Linked DNA regions of Mus musculus: all the other regions are linked to region 1. A link is a loop called in an ENCODE intact Hi-C map of the cell type or tissue named here. Cell type or tissue: left cerebral cortex. All regions are shown on one strand. Each heading gives the region's core, and the rest is flanking DNA. Links, peaks and the distances in the headings are about the cores only. Region 1 overlaps Tbc1d22a (TBC1 domain family, member 22a). Region 2 holds the start of Gramd4 (GRAM domain containing 4). Region 3 holds the start of Tafa5 (TAFA chemokine like family member 5).

Region 1 (5,617 bases), core at 257-5,256:
TCATCCAGAGATCTTGCTCTCATGTTGGATAGTGTGTGTCACTGAGCATGGTGTGTGCTCAGATTTCTGCAGTGCCCTGACAGAGACTGAATATTGCCACACCCTCATCAGTCAGGCCAGGGAGTCCTGCACCGTAGTTAGTGAGACCTCTACCAGGATTAGTTAGATTGGCTCTGGGAGCTGCAGGAGTGTGTCTATCCAGGGCTTAGCCCCTGTTGCCATAGAGTGCTACCCTCTGATCATAACAGCTCACCTCTTCACCAGAACGGCTGCGACTGCTTGCAAGAGACCCTCAAGATGGGACCTGCTGGCTGTGAATGTTTCCTCATAGTAGGAAGAAATGTGAGGGACACTGGATCCTTACCTCAGATTCTCATCACTCCCTCCTGTGCCTCCCAGATAGCTGTGTGCGACTCTGTCCTAGTCAGTGTTCTGTTGCTGTGAAGAGACGCCAGTGACCACAGCAATGCGTATAAGAGAAAGCATTTAGCTGAGGCTTGCTTATATTTAGAGGTCTAATCCATCACGGCCATGGTGGGAAGCACAGTGGCCTGCAGACAGGTGGGGTGCTGGGGAAGTAGCTGAGAAGTCTTTTTTTTTTTTTTTTTTTTTCCCCGAGACAGGGTTTCTCTGTGTAGCCCTGGCTGTCCTGGAGCTCACTTTGTAGACCAGGCTGGCCTCGAGCTCAGAAATCCTCCTGCCTCTGTCTCCAGAGTGCTGGGATTAAAGGCGTGCGCCACCACGCCTGGCCCCTAGCTGAGAATTCTATATCCAGATCCGTAGGCAACAGGGAGAGAGAGACACACACAGACCTGCCTTGAGCATTTGAAACCCCAAAGCCCATCCCCAGTGACACACTTCCTCCACGGCCACACCTACTCCAGCGAGGCCACACCTCCTAATCCCTGTCAAGTAGCTCTACCCCATAATGACCAATCATTCAAATATCTGAGCTGTAGGACCATTCCTATTGTAGCCATCTCAGCCCTGGATGCTAGAATGTAGACATAATGGAGGATCTCTGGCGCTTGCTGGCTAGTCAGTCAAGCTAACTCAGTGAGCTTCATGCCCAGTGAAAGAACCTGCCTCCAAAAATAGAGTCGAGAGGGACTGAGGAAGACACCTGCTGTTGAACTTGATTGCACATGCAGATGTACATATGTGCATCACACACACATGCATAGATTCCCCACGGTGTTCTGCTCCTGAGCTCCAGGGCTGATGTGTGGGAGGGTGTATTTTGGGTGCTTGTCTATAGGGCCTAAGGCAGACACCAGCATGTTGAATTTGGATCTTTCCTGAAGCTCCCTCTTGACTGCAAACTGGTCTGTGCCTTCTGAGAGTTGAGGCTGCTGGGTAGAGTCAGGGACCACAGAGCCTTATGCCCTTGGTTCCTGTGGCTCTTTGTTGGGTGACCTGGCTCCTCTCTGGGCTGTTCCTAGCCAGATCCCAGAATGGATTGTGCCATCTCCCCTCCCTCCTCAGGACTCCTTGAACCTGCAGGGTTTGGGGGGGGGGGGGGCAGCTAAGGAAACCCCGAGAGAGGGGCTCCTGACTTGTCCATGAAGGCTCCTTGCCTGCCTGGCTTTCTTTGTCCCTGTGTGCTAGGACTTGGGATGGGTGGATGGGTGGGTGGGTGAGTGGTGGTGGGGCACTGAATGAGATGTGCTCTGGTCCTTCTGAGCCTCCTGGTCACTTACCTGCTGTCCTCAGTGCCTTTGTGGCATCATCCTTTCCTTTTCTGATGGACAGTGGCTTGCCTGCCGAGTACACCTGGGTGGCCCATTAAGCCTACTGTCCAGGCCTGTGGATATCTGAAGGCTGCAGAGGAGTGCTTTGGATTTTGTTGGCTATCAGGATGTATCTGTTTGTCTGGTGAACAGTACTTCATTAGTGAGCTAGTGTTTGGTGCTGGGTGATGGGAGGGAGGGAGAGCTGACCAGATGATGGTCACAAAGGCCCATGGTAACATGGTGAGCACCTGGGCACATGGGTAAAAGAGAAGATGTGCTCAGGGGGCCAAGGGCTTCTGCTAACCTTGCCCTTTGCTCTTCTGCCCTTTCTAGAGAGCACCGGTGATACAGTCCCTCTGCAACGGTCCCAGTCTCTTCCCCACTCGGCCACAGTGACACTGAGTGGGACATCTGACCCACATGCCCTTGCTGACTCAGCCCTGAGTAAGAGAGAGACCTCTCGGCTGGACAAGTTCAAACAGCTGCTTGCTGGCCCCAACACAGACCTTGGTGAGTCCCTGAGAGTGGGTTGTGGTTTCTTACAAGACCAAAGGTGTCATAACTGGTTACACACCTGCTGTGTTGCGTTTTCATGACATCGAGTCCCTAAAATGCTGGTAGTTGGACTGCTTAATTCCTTTAGACATGTGTGCTAACATATTCCCAACACAGTATACAATTTCCTGGTATATATGCTTAATCCTTTTTACTTAATGCTACAGTATGTGGTCCTCAGGGGGAGCCCCTAGAGGCCTGGCAGGTGGCTGTCCTTGTTCTTCATAGGCTGTGGGTTGACTGTGACATCTGGGGAATGAGGAGGGATGACTACCATCCTCAACTATTGACTTTTGTACTTTGCAGACATGGGACTAAGGGTGGCATAAGTGTGACAGTGGGGAGAGGATGATTGCGGGGTGAATTGTTGTCAGTTGCACGGTCACCTGCAATGCCTGTGTGGACACTGGCCAGTCTCTAAGACAGTTGTTGCTTTCAGGATCCTGTGGTGGGATTGCCGTCGGATGACTGGTTCTCTCGTTTTCATAGCCGGTGCTTGCTGAAGGAGCTCAAGGAGAGGTGTTTATTAGGGACTTGACTTTTCTGAGGGCCACGAGAGGTCCCGGCCATGGGATCCCTCACAGCAGAGAAATAGTGTTTGAACGGGAGAGAGAGGCAGTGCAGAGCAGCACACTGCAGGCCGAGGACTGTGAGGTGCAATGCCCCTCATGGTCAGGAGGTGGCGCGTGGGGCCTGTGGATGGGCCGCAGGAAGCTGACCTGTGCCTCTGGGGAGCTTTAGGGAAGGATGGCCAAGTTTTCTGTTCAAGGTTGGAGCAGGGCGCCTTAGGTCTTAAAGTCTGTGCAATGGAATTTTTCTTTTAGTGTAATACTTTTTTTTTCTTCTTTTTGAGTCAGGGTCTCCCTATATAGCCCTGGCTGTGCTGGAACTCGATATGTAAATTAGGCTGACCTTGAACTCACAAAGTTTGCCTCTTCTGAGTGCTGTGATTAAAGGCATGTGCCACCACGCCTGGCTTTTAACTATGTTTTTAAAAACTCAGTAGCACATGCCTGTCTTAGGATGTTATGAAGCACAAGAGGATGAAGAGTGAGGATAGGCTTCTGCGCTCCTGTCAGAGGTGGCCTGTGCCACGTTACATCCTTTATGTAACTTTATACTCAGGAGAAGTCTCCAGGATTGAACAAGCAGCTTCCACACATCTACCCAGTCACCATTCTCGTCTGTGCTTGTGTGTGTCTCCAGAACCATTTGAGGGTACGTCGGGGACATCCTTCCACTTCCTCCCGAGAGCTTTGCTGTACACTTCCTAAGAGCACAGGAACCAGCTCATTCAGTGTAAAGAAATGTAGCCTTGACACAGTGCCGCTTGCCTTGTGAGGATGCACGGTGTTCGTTCACATTTTCTAGCTGTACCCCAGAGTGTTCATTATATCTCCTGTTTCCTTGTCCACCATCCAGAGCTCCATGGACCCTCCCCACAGTCCTCTCTGCTCTCATATCTCTGTGAGCCTGGAGCGCACTTTGATCCTGACACATTGAAGGCGTGTAGGCAGTCATTTGTGAGGGTCCCTCTGATTATGTGAGTCTGAGGCTCCCTTGTGATTAGGTTCAGGGGAGTGAGTCTCGCTCGGCAGGAGCATCATGGTGGTGTGTGTGTGTTCTCACCCTTTCCTTAGCGGCAGTCTGTAGAGCCGCACCTTGGAGTCTGTGTGTTCATGTAGTACCTTTTCTTCATCCACCCAGGTGGACACGCTGGTCCACACCTCACCTTTTGAATTTATATGTATTTACACAGAAGTGTATAGAGAGCCACATGGCACTCTGTGGGTGACCCACAGTTTATTTCACAAGCCCTATACTGATAGGGATGGAGGCTTGCGCTGATTGTCGGTTACTCCAGCCCAGGACCTTGTGCAGATAAGGCAGGCGCTCCTGAAGGCATCTGTTACGTTGATGATGGTGTCCGTGGAATAGTTCTCACCTAGGGTGGGGAGGAGACTACAGACAGGGTGGCTCTGTTAGGCTTGGCATAGAGCTAGATGGGTGGAAGTTAGTTAGTTCCCTTCACCAAGGTAGGAAAATAGGGTTTTCATACAAAAGGAGCAGAATCTCCCAGTTGAAGTTGAAATCCTATCTCTACCTTTCTAGCACACCATGCACCCATGTTTTGCTGAACCGGGGCTGTCAGTTGGCTGCTCAGGATCTTCAGTGGATCTCACTGAATGTGTAGGGAGAAGGCGGATCCCCCCATGCTTGTTACAAGAGGCCTCTGGAGTTGGCCATCTGGGTGGAGACCTTGAGCAGGTTTGGTAACTTGTGATCCTGGTTGTCCTGTGTCCTTGCTCGCCTGTAAGGTGTACCTGTCTGGAGCTGGGCTGAGACACTGCACAGACCTCTGGAGTGCTGGCTGTAGCAAACGCCCAGGGATACCGATTATCACAGTACGGCCCTTTGGTGATCTGTGGATGCATCAGAGTTGTTTCCAGACATTTTCTTGGCTATGTCCATTGGTTTATACCTTAGGCATGTGGCCAGGTGGCCAGGAGATAGTTGATAAGGACAGGTTTACCTGATGGCAGTCCAGATCTGGTTCAGCTCTGGGCAGTGGCTAGAATCTTCTTATGGGTCTTGCCACTAGGCAGCATTAGAAGTCAAACTGTACTGCAGTAAAGCCTTCAGGGCTTATGGGTCAGTGTGACCATGTGTGGGTGAAAGGTCGGATGTAAGGTCAGGCCTTTGTCAGGTCGCTCTGACTGTGGTTTTAGTTTTTTCTTTAAGAATTCTGTTTGAATGTTTAAAGCCAAAAAGTTAAAACCATTTGCTTTCAAAGATAAACAATTACTGGATTTGTATTTAGTGGCAAGAGAAACATAGCTTGTAAATTGCCTGTTTTCCTAAGGCCTTTAAGGTAGCTCTGAGGACAGTGGAATACATTATCCTCCCATTACATAAAACCCAAAGTGGTAAATATTTGCCGAAGCTGGAGAAGCAAATCGCTGATGTGAGAAGGACCAGCAGAAATGGCTCTACCTGCCGAAGGCCTGTGCCAGCATCCGCTGCTCTTTGTGTAGCTTATGCTCTGTTATGAGCCCAGGGATGAAAGTGGCAAATAGAACTTAACAGCTCACTCCCCTCTTAGCATCAACTCAATATTTACTCACACAAAGCCTGCCTGCTTTGAAGCCTGGGAAAATGACACTTGGAGGCATTCATGTTCATCACATGTGTCTGCTGATCAGGAGGACCATTCGGAATATGCAAAATGTGATGTTTCCTGAGGGCTGCCGAGTGACTGCCACGCAGCAGTGGGGCCCCTGTGGGGCTCTGAAAAGCTCAGCACTAGAGAGCCGTCAGCCAGCAGAACA
Region 2 (5,617 bases), core at 219-5,218, 180 kb before region 1:
GTTTCATTCTCCACCAGGCAGTGCCTGGGAATGGGTACCCAGTGAATGCTTGTGAGCAGGAGGGGAGGGATTAGAGAAGTCTGGCTCCATTGTGGGGCTCATCCTGGATACTCATGCAAAGAACATTCCTGGGCACCCTCTGGGTTATGCCAGGCTCTGGCTGTTGCGTGTATCTGCTGGTTGTCTTCCTGATGCGGTGATGCTATGGCCTCTGGTGGCTCAGCTTGACCAGAAGCCCCAGCATCTCCCAGGCTCCCTTCCCATCACCATTAACACATGCAGGCTGAACCGGAAACAGCAGAGATGGAGATATGCTACAGGAATAAGGCCAGAGAGGATTCTCCCCTGGGGTCAGGAGCTGAGGGCAGGGCCTGTCTACAGAGGAACAGGAAGCCAGAGAGAGTGACTGGACGTGAGGGGCAGGGCTTCCTGTAACACCTCGCATAGAGCCCTTCTGCAGCTGTGCTGGCTGGCTTCAGGATGTCCTGTGTGATAGTGAGGACCTGCCTGTCATGCCATCCTCATGAGTGCATGTCAGGGACTTACTTTTCTATTGCTTTGATGAGACATTATGACCAAGGTGACTTACAGACAAGTGTCTAATCTGGGACTCCCATGGGTTAGTCCGTTAACTATCACGGCAGGCAACATGGTAGCAGACAGGCAGGCATGGTGCTGGAGCGGTCGCTGGGAGCTTATACCTTGAGACACAGACATGAGGCAGGGAGAAAGTTAACCAGGAATATGGGTTTGTGGAACCTCAAGCACACCAGAAACACACCTCCTCTAGCAAGGCCACACCTTCTAATCCTTCCCAAACAATGTCACCATCTGGGGAACCAAGCATTCAAAATATGAGCCTATGGGGGCCATTTCTCATTCAAACCAACCCACCTTCCATCGAGAGCCTACTCTATAAAGCCAGCTCAGATCATAAAGCCTTTCTGAGGGCAGAGCCCTTCAAAGTAATCACGTGCCACATGGGTGTACTGGGGATTAAGCTTGCAATGCAGGGACTCTGGAGACACACTTTAACTTCAGCAGGGAGGGATCCCTACATGAATGCATCGAACCTCTCCTGGTAGAAGCTGCCCAGCTGAGTTCACAGGAGAAGGGTGGGGAATGACTCCCGAGAACTCTGGCTTCCTGGGAAGCTAGAAACATTTTCTAACTGGGCGACTGGTCAAGGGAGGCTTTGTGGAGCTGAAACTTTGGAGTTAGCTTGGAAGGTTGGGTAGGGCCAGAGTGGAGAGGCTCCCCCCTCCTCCGCGCCCCAGGGAGGATATGGTCTAGGCAATCCTGGAGGCAGGAAAGTAGCACTTGTGCTTGCAGGGGGCGGTGGGGGTGGGGCGACGACCAGAGTCCGGTTTTGCTGTAGGACAGAGAGGAAGCAGGGAAAGCCAGGGGTAGGAGGAACCAGCGAGATTGGTGTGGCATTGGGCTGGGATGCCGCACAAAGGTGACTCAGAGGAGGTTCCTGCCCAAAGTAGCTCTCATCTTGCCAAGACCAAGCCCTGCAGGCAGCTTAGCCTGGCATCTCACACTGCCAGCCAAGAGCCATTGGACAGACCTCATGTTGTGCTACACATGGGCATTGCTTCTCACTCTGCATTCAGAGAGAGAGAGAGCTCACCTACAGGAGCCTCTCTGGATGCCAGCCCCAGACCCTGGGACAAAGGCCTGTCTGGAAGGTAGGCAATGCTGGAGGACAAAAGGGGGCCTGAATCCTGCCCCCACCCACCCCACCCCCCAGAAAGCTTCAGAGTCCTTCAGCATTCCTCAAATCTCCTGGGGTGCTTGAGACATAATAAGGTGGGGGACAGTTCTGGATTGAGAGGGTTGGAGGTGAGGTCGTCAAAGCCCCGCAGTGCAAGCGGGTCATGTGGTCACAGGTCTAATGTGCTGTCTCCACTTGCTGATGCTGAGTTTGCTACAGTCACCCTCGTACCCTACAGTGGACCTCCTAGGTCAGACCCCATACGGTGCTGCAGGTCAGTCCTCCAACCAGGCTAGGGCCTGGGGTTCTGGAGGGTGTGGTCTTTTACCAGGTTCATTAGTTATCTTTCTGGGTCCTTGTCAACCCTGGTTTTTGAAAGGCGAGTCAAAACGGGGGAAGTGACTCCTGGAGGATCTCTTTTCCTTTAAGATAGTACTAGAGCTAAAGTAGGCTTCCTATCGCTACGGTGACATTTAAAGGTATGTGGCATTCCTGGTTAGGTACTGAGTGGGAGAGAAGGGAGGAGTTGCTCACTGCCCTCCAGGTGGAGGTTCCATGTCCTTTTCCCAGTGTGGAGCTGTGCTCTGAGTCCAGCCTGGCGGTGCCAGGACAAGTATTTCTACACCAAGCGCGGGTCTCCATTTGGCAGTAACCGTCAAGCCAGTTCGCCGGGAGAGAGGTGACAGTGGAGTGTATCCTTGTGCTCGGTTGTGCCCGTGGCTGCGACTGGCAGGCGGCCACGCGTGCGCGTGGGCACGCGCGGCGAGGACCCACGTGGGTCACCCAAACAAAGGCGGCGCCGCGTGATCGGGCGCGCGCGCGCGCACACACCGGGCAGGGAGGGCGGGGAGGCGAGGGGGCGGAGCGGGGCGGCGGCTTGCGCAGGCCCGGTCGGGGGGCGCGCAGACTCCGCGCAGCAGGACGTGAGCGCGCGACGCGGCGCCGCCTCCGCGCTCGTGGCCGGCACCCGCGGGGCCGCGTAGTCCCCGCTCCCCGGCGCCGCTGGGCTCCCGGGAGGGCGGCAGGTGCAGCGCGGCCGGGTGGCCGGCCAGGGGGGCGCCGCGGCGGCGGGTGGATGAGAGTTGGCCCCGATCATCCCGCAGGGTAAGCGGCGCGCACGCGGACTCCCACACGGACCTGGGCGACGCTGGCCACGCTCTGTCCTAGCTGCCGGGCCGCGACCCCGTGTGCCCACACTCTCACTCGGTGGCCCACAGCAGCGACCCTCCCTTCGGGGAGCAGCGCGGGCGCGCCCCCGCACACACGCTCCCGGGGCGCGCGTCACGGCCGCCCCTCGCGCGTACCACGGGCGCTGTGCGGGTCAGGGTCCTGGTGGGCGAGAGGCAGACGTCGATGGGACGCAGGGCCCAAACTATGATGTGGGGGAGTCATTAGATGGGTCACCATGCCTAGGCCGCTAGCGGGGGGGTCAGGATGAGGGCACAGCAAATGTCGTCCTACTGACCCACTCTCTTGGTGGTGGGGGAGGACTGAAAAGGAGGAGGGCTGTCCAGGCCGGTGTGGCCCAACAGATGACCCGGGGAAAAGTTGTGGACGCTTGCTCCCTTTCCACACCCTGCTCTCTGTTATATCTTTTCCTTTCATTTGGAATTAGCCTATGGGATTCTGGGGACAGTTGGCACCTGGGCTGGAGCTTAGGCCTATGTGTTTATACAACCGTTAAGGTGGGGTGCTGTGTGGCAGTCCCTAACCTAAGACTTCATCTGTCCAGAGCGGGACCAGCACCTCTGAAGGGTGGAGAGGGACTGACTAGTCTGGATGTTGGTTCCCCTGTGGCCTTCCTACCCGTGGCCAGGGTAAGAAGCAGGCTTCTAGGGCCAGAGGCAGAACCTTGTACTCTTTGGAACTTCCCATTTTCAGAGATAAGAGAGATTCAGTTTGGGGGGACCTTGTTCAGAGTGGGTTCCCTTCCTGCCTTGCCTTGTGTAGATTAGGGACAAAATTAAAGGTGCTGAGTCTTAACGCACTCCCCCCCCCAATCCTCAATTTCGCTGAACCCCAGCCAGGTAGGAGCTTGCTTTAGGGCCAGGTTCAGAAGGAGGGGTCATGGTCCAGGCTCTGTAGGGTTTGAAATAAAGGACAGTTGGAAGTTAGTTTATCTCGGATACCTGTTCTGTGAGATCGGGCAAGGCACTGTCACAAAACCAGCCCTGCCTCAGTTTCCTTATCAGTGGGTGACTAATGACAAGATAAGAGTTAACAAGATGGTGTGGGTTCCACGGCAGCCAGACACACTCTAGGTGAGGAGTCAGGCAAGGCCATCCACCCTGTGCCTCTCAGGTGGCTTAGTGGCCCTGCAGAGATCGGAAGAATCTTCTCTCATTCTGCCCAACCTGTTCCCAGGCCCATTTGGGGATACACAGCCCAGTCCAGTCAGAGTGCTTTATTTAGTATCCCTGACCCGTGCTAGGATGAAGCCACAATATAAAGATGCTCTCTGGGACACCCCAGCTGGGAGTCTCAGTCAACATGCCTGCTCCTCCCTCCTCCCCAAACTGCTTGTGGACTTGGAGCCCCCTGCCTTTGCTGTGGTACTGATTACTGAACTCCCAGGGGTACGGGCTAGGATATCTAGGAGGTTGGATACCCAGGATGGAATTCTTTGTGGACCATCATTTCCCTGCTTTCCTCTGCCATCCTGGCTGATGGTGGTGAACATGGCTGTCCCTGTTGGTTCCGGAGATGTCTGTCTGAGTCCATGCTAGAACTTATGTCCTATAAACTGCCCGAGATAGTCTCAGAGTTGAGGTCTGTTTCCACCCAGCCTGGGCACCTGTTTATCCTGTGCCTCCTCCCCAGGCAGGCAGAGAGGTTTTTGCAGAGGTGTATTCCTTAAGGGAAAACCAGTGGTCTCTCTCTCTCCAAACCTCCTGGTGCCCTCCATTATCGTGGCTCCCCCGGAGTGGCGCCAGCAGACAGCGCAGTCGTCGGTGCCAACAGCCGTGGCCTCCGCTGTCCTCATTCTCTCTGGGCTTCACCTTCACCTTCACCACCTAGAAAGAGGAGAGTCGGACCTGTTTCCTGAATCAACATTTCTGCCTCACAATAGCGAGTGCTCCACACAATGGAAACAGTGTCACCGGAGGCTCTGAGACTTGGCTGTGCTTGTACGGCATAGGAAGTTACAGCTGTTTAGAAATAGCAACTCCAGCCATGCCACATCTGGACAGAATTCATGTCTGGAGAACCAAAGGCTTAGTATTCTGCTGTGGGATCCTTGTTGGCTAATGTGCTTTGTGGTGTCCCTTCCTTCTCTGGGGACACATGGGAGCCCTATCCAGTTCCTCATGCACTGGTAGGGCTTCTCTCTAGAAGCCGGATCTACTGAGCCTTTACAGGGTTGGGGTGCTCATGATGGGGCAAGGACTGTGTTTGGGGGCCGTCCTCTTTGGGGAGCTGGGTAGGTAGGTTCTCCTTCTAAGCAGCCCTGGCCCCTCTGCTCTGGTGTTTGGCTTTCTTGGTATATCATAATGGCAGCACTTTAGTGTGTGTGGCGGTAATTGTCTGTCAGTGGAGATGCAGTGACTGGCTTGTGTGGTTGGGCCACCTTTTCTGAGCTTCTGCATTCTTCCCTGCTAGGTGGACTGCGAGGGTGCGGCTGGCCCTCTGGCAGTGCGGGGCAAGGCGGCAGCCCGCTTGTGTAGGTAGGTGGCTGTTGGGACAGTTGCTGTGGTGTGTCAAGAGTGGAGAAACAGCAATCCTGAATCTAGAGAGATAAGATGGGAGCCTTGCAAAGTGAGTCACAGGTGAATGCCGTGAGGCAGATCCTCTCTCCCCGGCCTCAGGTGGCCATTTCCAGGGAGGCCTCCACCCCAGGGCCGTTTGACCATAAACAGGGTCTCTGGAAGGTTTGGAATGTGAGCTCTGTGAGCTGACTGG
Region 3 (5,617 bases), core at 161-5,160, 1.3 Mb after region 1:
ACACATCTCACAGAAGCTCTCCCAGCCCATACCTTACAACACCCCAGGACTCAACCTTGGGTTGAACATGCCAACAGAATGACCGAGTGATGGCTCATTGGTTCAGAGCTCTTGTTGCTCTCCCAGAGGGCTGGGTTCCAGTACTCACATGGTGACTCACAACTACCTGTGATCCCAGTTCCAGAGGGACCTGATGCCCTCTGCTGGCCTCTGAGGCATGAAAACAGTGCACAAAACTGCACACATGCAAGTGCCACCCCCTCCCCCCATACACACTCATAAATAAAAAATAAGTAAGTCTGTTTTAGAAAGCCCTCAAAGGTTCCAACAGTACCTTGACTCTTTCTCACCACAATACCTGGCTCATGGATGTGATTGCATTTTCCTTGCTATTCTTCAAACCTGAACTTCTCAGGGAGAGAGAAATCTAAGTATAATTGTTTTTCTGGTCCCACATGCCTGACATCGAGTAGATACCCAATAAAAGCATGTTGTGTGAAGGATGTCTGTCTCTGAGAAGAATTTCAGGGAAGACAGGATGAAGTGGAGTATGCATGGATTTAGAGCTTTGTTCCTTTTGCAGGTTAAAAGGCTTTGATCAACAGAAGGCATATGACAGCAGTTTCAGACAGCCATTTTCAACTTTGTAGAACCTGGCTGAGGGACCCCCCCTCCTTAGGTTAGGGGGGAGAGAGATATGTCTATCTGGAATATTCGAGACAAAATGTGCTACCACCCTGCCCTCCTGACAATGTCAGGATGTCTGGTTTCTGCAGACTGTCCTCCCTACAGGAAAGTGAGACTGGGGAAGCTATCCTGGAGAAGATGGTACCCAGAAAACCTGGATCTTAGTTAAACAGGAAATGGAAGTCAGAAATTAGTGGGAAACCCCCTTGGTAGGCATGTTCATATTACAGAGAGACCATTACCAGGGGCTAGGCAGTGAGAAGCCTGACTCCATTTCACTAGCACTGTTTTGGATGTATATGTGCTTCTGAGAGCAAGTACTTGTGCATTCTATGCATGTGTGCACGTGTGCATGGCAAATATGCATGTGCATATTCATTCATGTGGCTGTGGCCATGCGACATGTATGTATGTCTATGCATGTGTGTGCACATGCATGTGTGGTCACATGCTGTACATGTATGCACATGTATATTTTTGCATGTGTGCATGCACATGTGTGCTCTATATAGCATACATGTGTGTATATGTGTGCATGTATGTGGAGGTATGTGTGACCATGTAGCATGCATGTGAATGTCAGTGCCTTGTGCATGTACCTATGTAGGGGAGTGTGTGCCTATAGCCACATGATATACATGTAGCTTGTGTAGAAACAAGCTTGTGGCATGCATGTATCCAAGTGGAGTGTGTATGGAGTTCAGCTATGTGGTGTGCGTGTGTGCATGAACATGGTGCGCATGTGGAGTGCGTATGTGTCTGCGTATGTATACAACCTGGGTACTTGCCCTCCTTCAGCCCCTCAGCAACGTTCTCTATGTCCTGGTCTGTTTAAATGCCACACTGGACCAGGGTGCAAGGGGAAAGGCTTATGCTGGTATGCACCAAGTAGCTTGTGGGGAAAAGCCTCCATTTCTAATGAGATCTTGTGTGGGGGTACCACCCCTTCCCATGCAGAACAAACACCAATGAGAAGCCTAACTGGGCCTGCTGTTAGCATGTTCACTGGTGCACAGGAAGGGAATGGAATCGACCTTCATGGCCATGGACCTACAGGGCCACCTGGGGAAAACACCAGCTTTTAGAGTTTCTTCCTGGAGTGCAAGGAACTTACAAGGGAAAGTGGAAGTGACCCGATTCCGCTGGTTTACAGGGGCAAACCCGTTGTCCAACGGCAGGAATGCACATCAGAGTTGTAGTCTTCGCTACCCTCCTCAGAAAACCAGACCAGGGACTTTATCCTGCACACACTCTGGAAAATGGATGAGAGAGAGGAACCACAGGCCATGGCCTGGGGGCAGAGGCTGTGGTACACGGGAGTCAAGGAAGTGCATCAGGAAGATGCAAAGGAATGTCTTCTTAGGGTAGACACACAGAGCCCACAGGATGGCAAGTTCTAGAGACAGGGTGCAGGTGCGCTCAGATGCTCTCTGGTGGGCTCAGAGCAACAAGGCATACTCAGGAGCCCTGGTGCTGGGCACAAATGGGAAACAGGCTGAAAGCATTATTTGCTTTGAATAAACTTTCGGTTCACTTTCCGGATCAATACCAAACAAGGTCTGGGACCCCAGCGTCCCAGGCCTTTGGTGGAAGACTCTCGCGTGGGGGGGGGGGGGGGGGAAGGGGGTCCCAAGTCACCTAACTTCCCGCTGGCCCTGAGGGTCTTGCGCGCCCAGAGCCCAGGCTACGAGGATGCTGGGCCGTCTCTGTCGCCATCCAGAGGCTCGGCTAGGGCGCGGCGTCCCCTCTGCTCGCCTCCCTCGCCGGTCCCGGGCCAGTGCGAGGCCCCGCCACGCCGGGCACGCGCTCCAGGCGCGCCCCTCGTACTGGTGACGGGGCGCGCTGAGCCGGGGCGCGCAGCGACGCCCAGAGCCGCGGGCTGGCGTCCCCGGGCGGGCGAGCACGGGCGCGGGCGGCGCGGGCGCGGCGCGGGGCGGGCGGCGCGGGGCGCAGTGGGCCGGGGCCCGGGCGCGGCGGCGGCGGCGGAGAAGGAGGAGGAGGAGGAGGACGAGGAAGAGGAGGAGGAGGAGGACGAGGAGGAGGATGGCACGCGCGGGGCCCGCACGTGGAGGCCGGCGCGGGGGCGCGGGCAGGGCCGGCTGCTGAGAAGCGCTGCTGCCCCCCGCGCGGGCACCGCGGCTTCAATGGCGCCATCGCCCAGGACCAGCAGCCGGCAAGATGCGACCGCCCTGCCCAGCATGTCCTCAACTTTTTGGGCATTCATGATCCTGGCCAGCCTGCTCATCGCCTACTGCAGTGAGTACCGTGCACCCGGGCCCCATAAGGGCCTCGGGTCCTCCAAGCGGCCCCAGCCCCAGCCCCGGCGGGGCGCCCCGCGTCGGTGCGGAGTTGCGAGCGCGTGGCGCGCGGTCCCGGGTCTTGGCCGCTGTTCCGCTGGCCCGGGAGGGCTTGGTGCAGGCGGCTCCGGGGTCCAGACACTCCGCGGCCGGGCACAGCAGCCCCGGCGAGCTTCCGCGGACTAGCCAGCAGGGCCGGCATCAGGCCCAGGCAGGCACAGCGCGTCCCTGCGCGGCGGTGCCCGGTGTCCGCCGTGCGGTCGCCGCTCCGGCCCAGGCTAGCGACCGAGCGGAGCTTCCCGCCGGCGACACTCCCTCCGGGGACTTATGGGGACGCAGCAACCGAGCCCGAGCGGGACTCCTCGGGCAGGACCGCGGCTTGGGTTCCTCCGACGCGTGGTGGAGCCTCTGCCTTGCTAGGAAGCGGGCTCGCCAGATGCTTTCTGTAAAAGGAGAAGTAAGGGAACGGATGCCTCTGGAGGGGAGGGCCCGCTACCGCTGCAAGGGTGGTTCGGAGGAATGAACTGACGACCCAGTGGGTCTGGCAAGGGCTGCGGAGGGAGGTGCGGGCTGGTCGGAGCCTGGCACGGGGTTCTGGAGCTGGGCTTAGGCTGGGACCCGGACGATGGGTGATCTTATCAGTAGGTCTTATCTGGGTACCGATAATCTGAGTCCTGGGTACAGTCTTGGGGCTGGTGTAGTATGGGTAGGCATCATCTTGGCTGGTGTCTGCTGACTGTCGGAAGCTGTTGGGGTGGGTAGAGGCTGGTTAGAGTCCCGGGCATAGGCTCTATAAGAGATGGGCGCTTGCCTGGTTACAGTTTCTGCCTTCCTTCCCGTCTCTGCGGGAAGAAAAACTAGTGCCAGTGAACACCTGTCATGAAAAAAATGCCACAGGCAAGGGAGGTGATGACAAAATATGGATTCTTTACTAATTTAAAATAAAAGGCCATCACCAAGTGGTTCCTCTCACTCCTCCCTCCTTTCCCCGGCCATCGCTCGAGCCTGGGGCCTCCTAGTTCCCAATCCTAGCTCTGAAATGAAATTGCAGCAGTCTTGAGACTCAAGTCGAGGCCGAATATGTCATCAGAGTCCTGGGACAACTCTGAATGGGGATAGCTCAACCCCCAACATGGTCGAGGCATCTTAAGGGAAATGCTAGTGAGCCCAGAGGAACTACTCAGTCTGCATATGCCTGTGCTGCTGTGGCGCCTTGAGGTTCATCAAGCAAGAGACTGGCTGCTGACAGTATTCTAACCTGGCTGCCCTAGGATAGGGAAAGGAAGCTGGTGGGCTGAGCCACAGGAGAGTACTCACTGCTTAGCCTTCTGTAGCCTGCCGGCTTCTTTCAGGGGCTTCTTCCCAGGTACCATTGAGCCTAGATTCCTTAATGATACAGGACGGGTTAAAGATGGGTAAACTCCAGAGATAGACAGGTGATACCAGGATGAAATGCACTTCCTGGTGTTGTCCCAGGAGTGGCACATTCAGCAGTGGGGGAGGGGCACGGGGCGCGGAAACCTGGAGCTGGCTGCTCTTCCTAGGCAGATTCTGGTAACACTGTCCTTGGGTCAGCCCGAGAGCCCAGAGCTGTAGACTGGGCTCATAGAGGCAGCTCTGCATGTTGAAAAGGGACAGCCATCCACTGTTACTGACTGAGTGACAACCCAGCCCTTGACCTCAACACTCTCCTCTTCAGGGAGCCACCAAGCTGGGGCCTTGTATGCACTCCCAGCTAGTATAGCCTTTGTCCCTTGTTTCCTAGCTTCGGCCCCACTTCGTCCTGTTGGCTTGCTTCTTGATCTGACTATAGGGAAGTAATGTCATATATTCAGAGAAAAGGGCAGCCCTATCTTCCTGCAAGTTGGTTCTCTGCTATAAGGGCAGTCGGTAAGAATGACTTATCCAGAAGAGCAGAAGTCCTTAATAACGAAGCTTCTGAACAGCCACATTTTGATAGCTGTTTCCATCCCCACGTAATGGAATAATTGACAATAAGCTAACGTTTTCAGACACACCCCATTACACCAGAAATGCAATTGGAGAAATTAAAGCATTTCTCTAAAATACAAAATAACATCATCATAATTTATAGCTGGGAATTGGAATCCTAGAGAAAAAGATATTTCTTTTTTTCCTCCCCCCCCCCTTAGAATTGATAATGCATAGAAAATGATAATTAGATAGTTCTTGCGATTTCCAGCCTTTCTTCCAACACATCTGGGATGAAAGATAGTTAGCATCTTTGTGTGCAAGATGTTTCAGCGAGGACTTTTATTACCCTAAGTGTCTTTCTGCTACTGAGCGGAGACACTTAGGAAGCCAGCGTCCATCTTTTAGGGCTCAGTAATGCTGCCCTACGGTGTGTATGTTTCTCTGTAACACACACGGATCTCACTTCCTGGCGCTAAGTGGAGGAAACTAGATTATTTCCTGGCCTGGTTTCTGCTGGGGGGCTCAACAGCTCTTGCCCATTGGACACCCTTCTTTGCTATGTGCTTAAGAGTCATATTAAGGAGGTGGGCTCCACCCTCTGGCTAGTGAAAGACCTGCAGTCCACCAATTAGGCTGGTTGCTATGGTGACGCAGCCTTGTCATTTTCAGGGATTGGGGAAGAATTGCCAGGAAAAGGA

Evidence for each region. Hi-C counts contacts between places; a loop is a spot of excess contacts. Peaks named below come from ENCODE experiments on the same cell type or tissue, not always from the same donor. Only the 100,000 strongest peaks of a DNase experiment are listed, where the experiment ranks them.
Region 2: a loop joins it to region 1, with 2.3 times the contacts of the local background. A loop is called at or near these places in 2 of 42 quality-filtered maps.
Region 3: a loop joins it to region 1, with 4 times the contacts of the local background. A loop is called at or near these places in 8 of 42 quality-filtered maps.

Annotation. Positions count from the first base shown.
Region 1 is chr15:86,237,051-86,242,667 of GRCm38, forward strand. It overlaps Tbc1d22a (TBC1 domain family, member 22a), which reads left to right. Exons shown (of 13, transcript NM_145476.2): 4 at 2,067-2,243. Among named protein-coding and RNA genes, the nearest start is that of Tbc1d22a, 25 kb to the left of the region's middle. In left cerebral cortex, for the core only: a CTCF peak has its summit at 2,959; DNase peaks (open chromatin) are centred at 1,215 and 2,951.
Region 2 is chr15:86,056,141-86,061,757 of GRCm38, forward strand. It overlaps Gramd4 (GRAM domain containing 4), which reads left to right and starts at 2,622. Exons shown (of 19, transcript NM_001379572.1): 1 at 2,622-2,821. The coding sequence starts at 2,793. It overlaps Gm41375 (a long non-coding RNA gene), which reads right to left and starts at 2,476. Exons shown (of 3, transcript XR_875536.2): 1 at 2,252-2,476; 2 at 590-701. In left cerebral cortex, for the core only: no CTCF peak of the experiment used is centred there; DNase peaks (open chromatin) are centred at 2,474 and 3,225; H3K4me3 peaks cover 3,026 bases; H3K27ac peaks cover 1,459 bases.
Region 3 is chr15:87,541,661-87,547,277 of GRCm38, forward strand. It overlaps Tafa5 (TAFA chemokine like family member 5), which reads left to right and starts at 2,639. Exons shown (of 4, transcript NM_001252310.1): 1 at 2,639-2,943. The coding sequence starts at 2,832. It overlaps Gm35471 (a long non-coding RNA gene), which reads right to left and starts at 2,313. Exons shown (of 3, transcript XR_384322.2): 1 at 1,802-2,313. In left cerebral cortex, for the core only: CTCF peaks have their summits at 208 (motif pointing left) and 2,411; DNase peaks (open chromatin) are centred at 185, 2,465, 2,859, 3,424 and 3 more places; H3K4me3 peaks cover 2,860 bases; H3K27ac peaks cover 1,643 bases.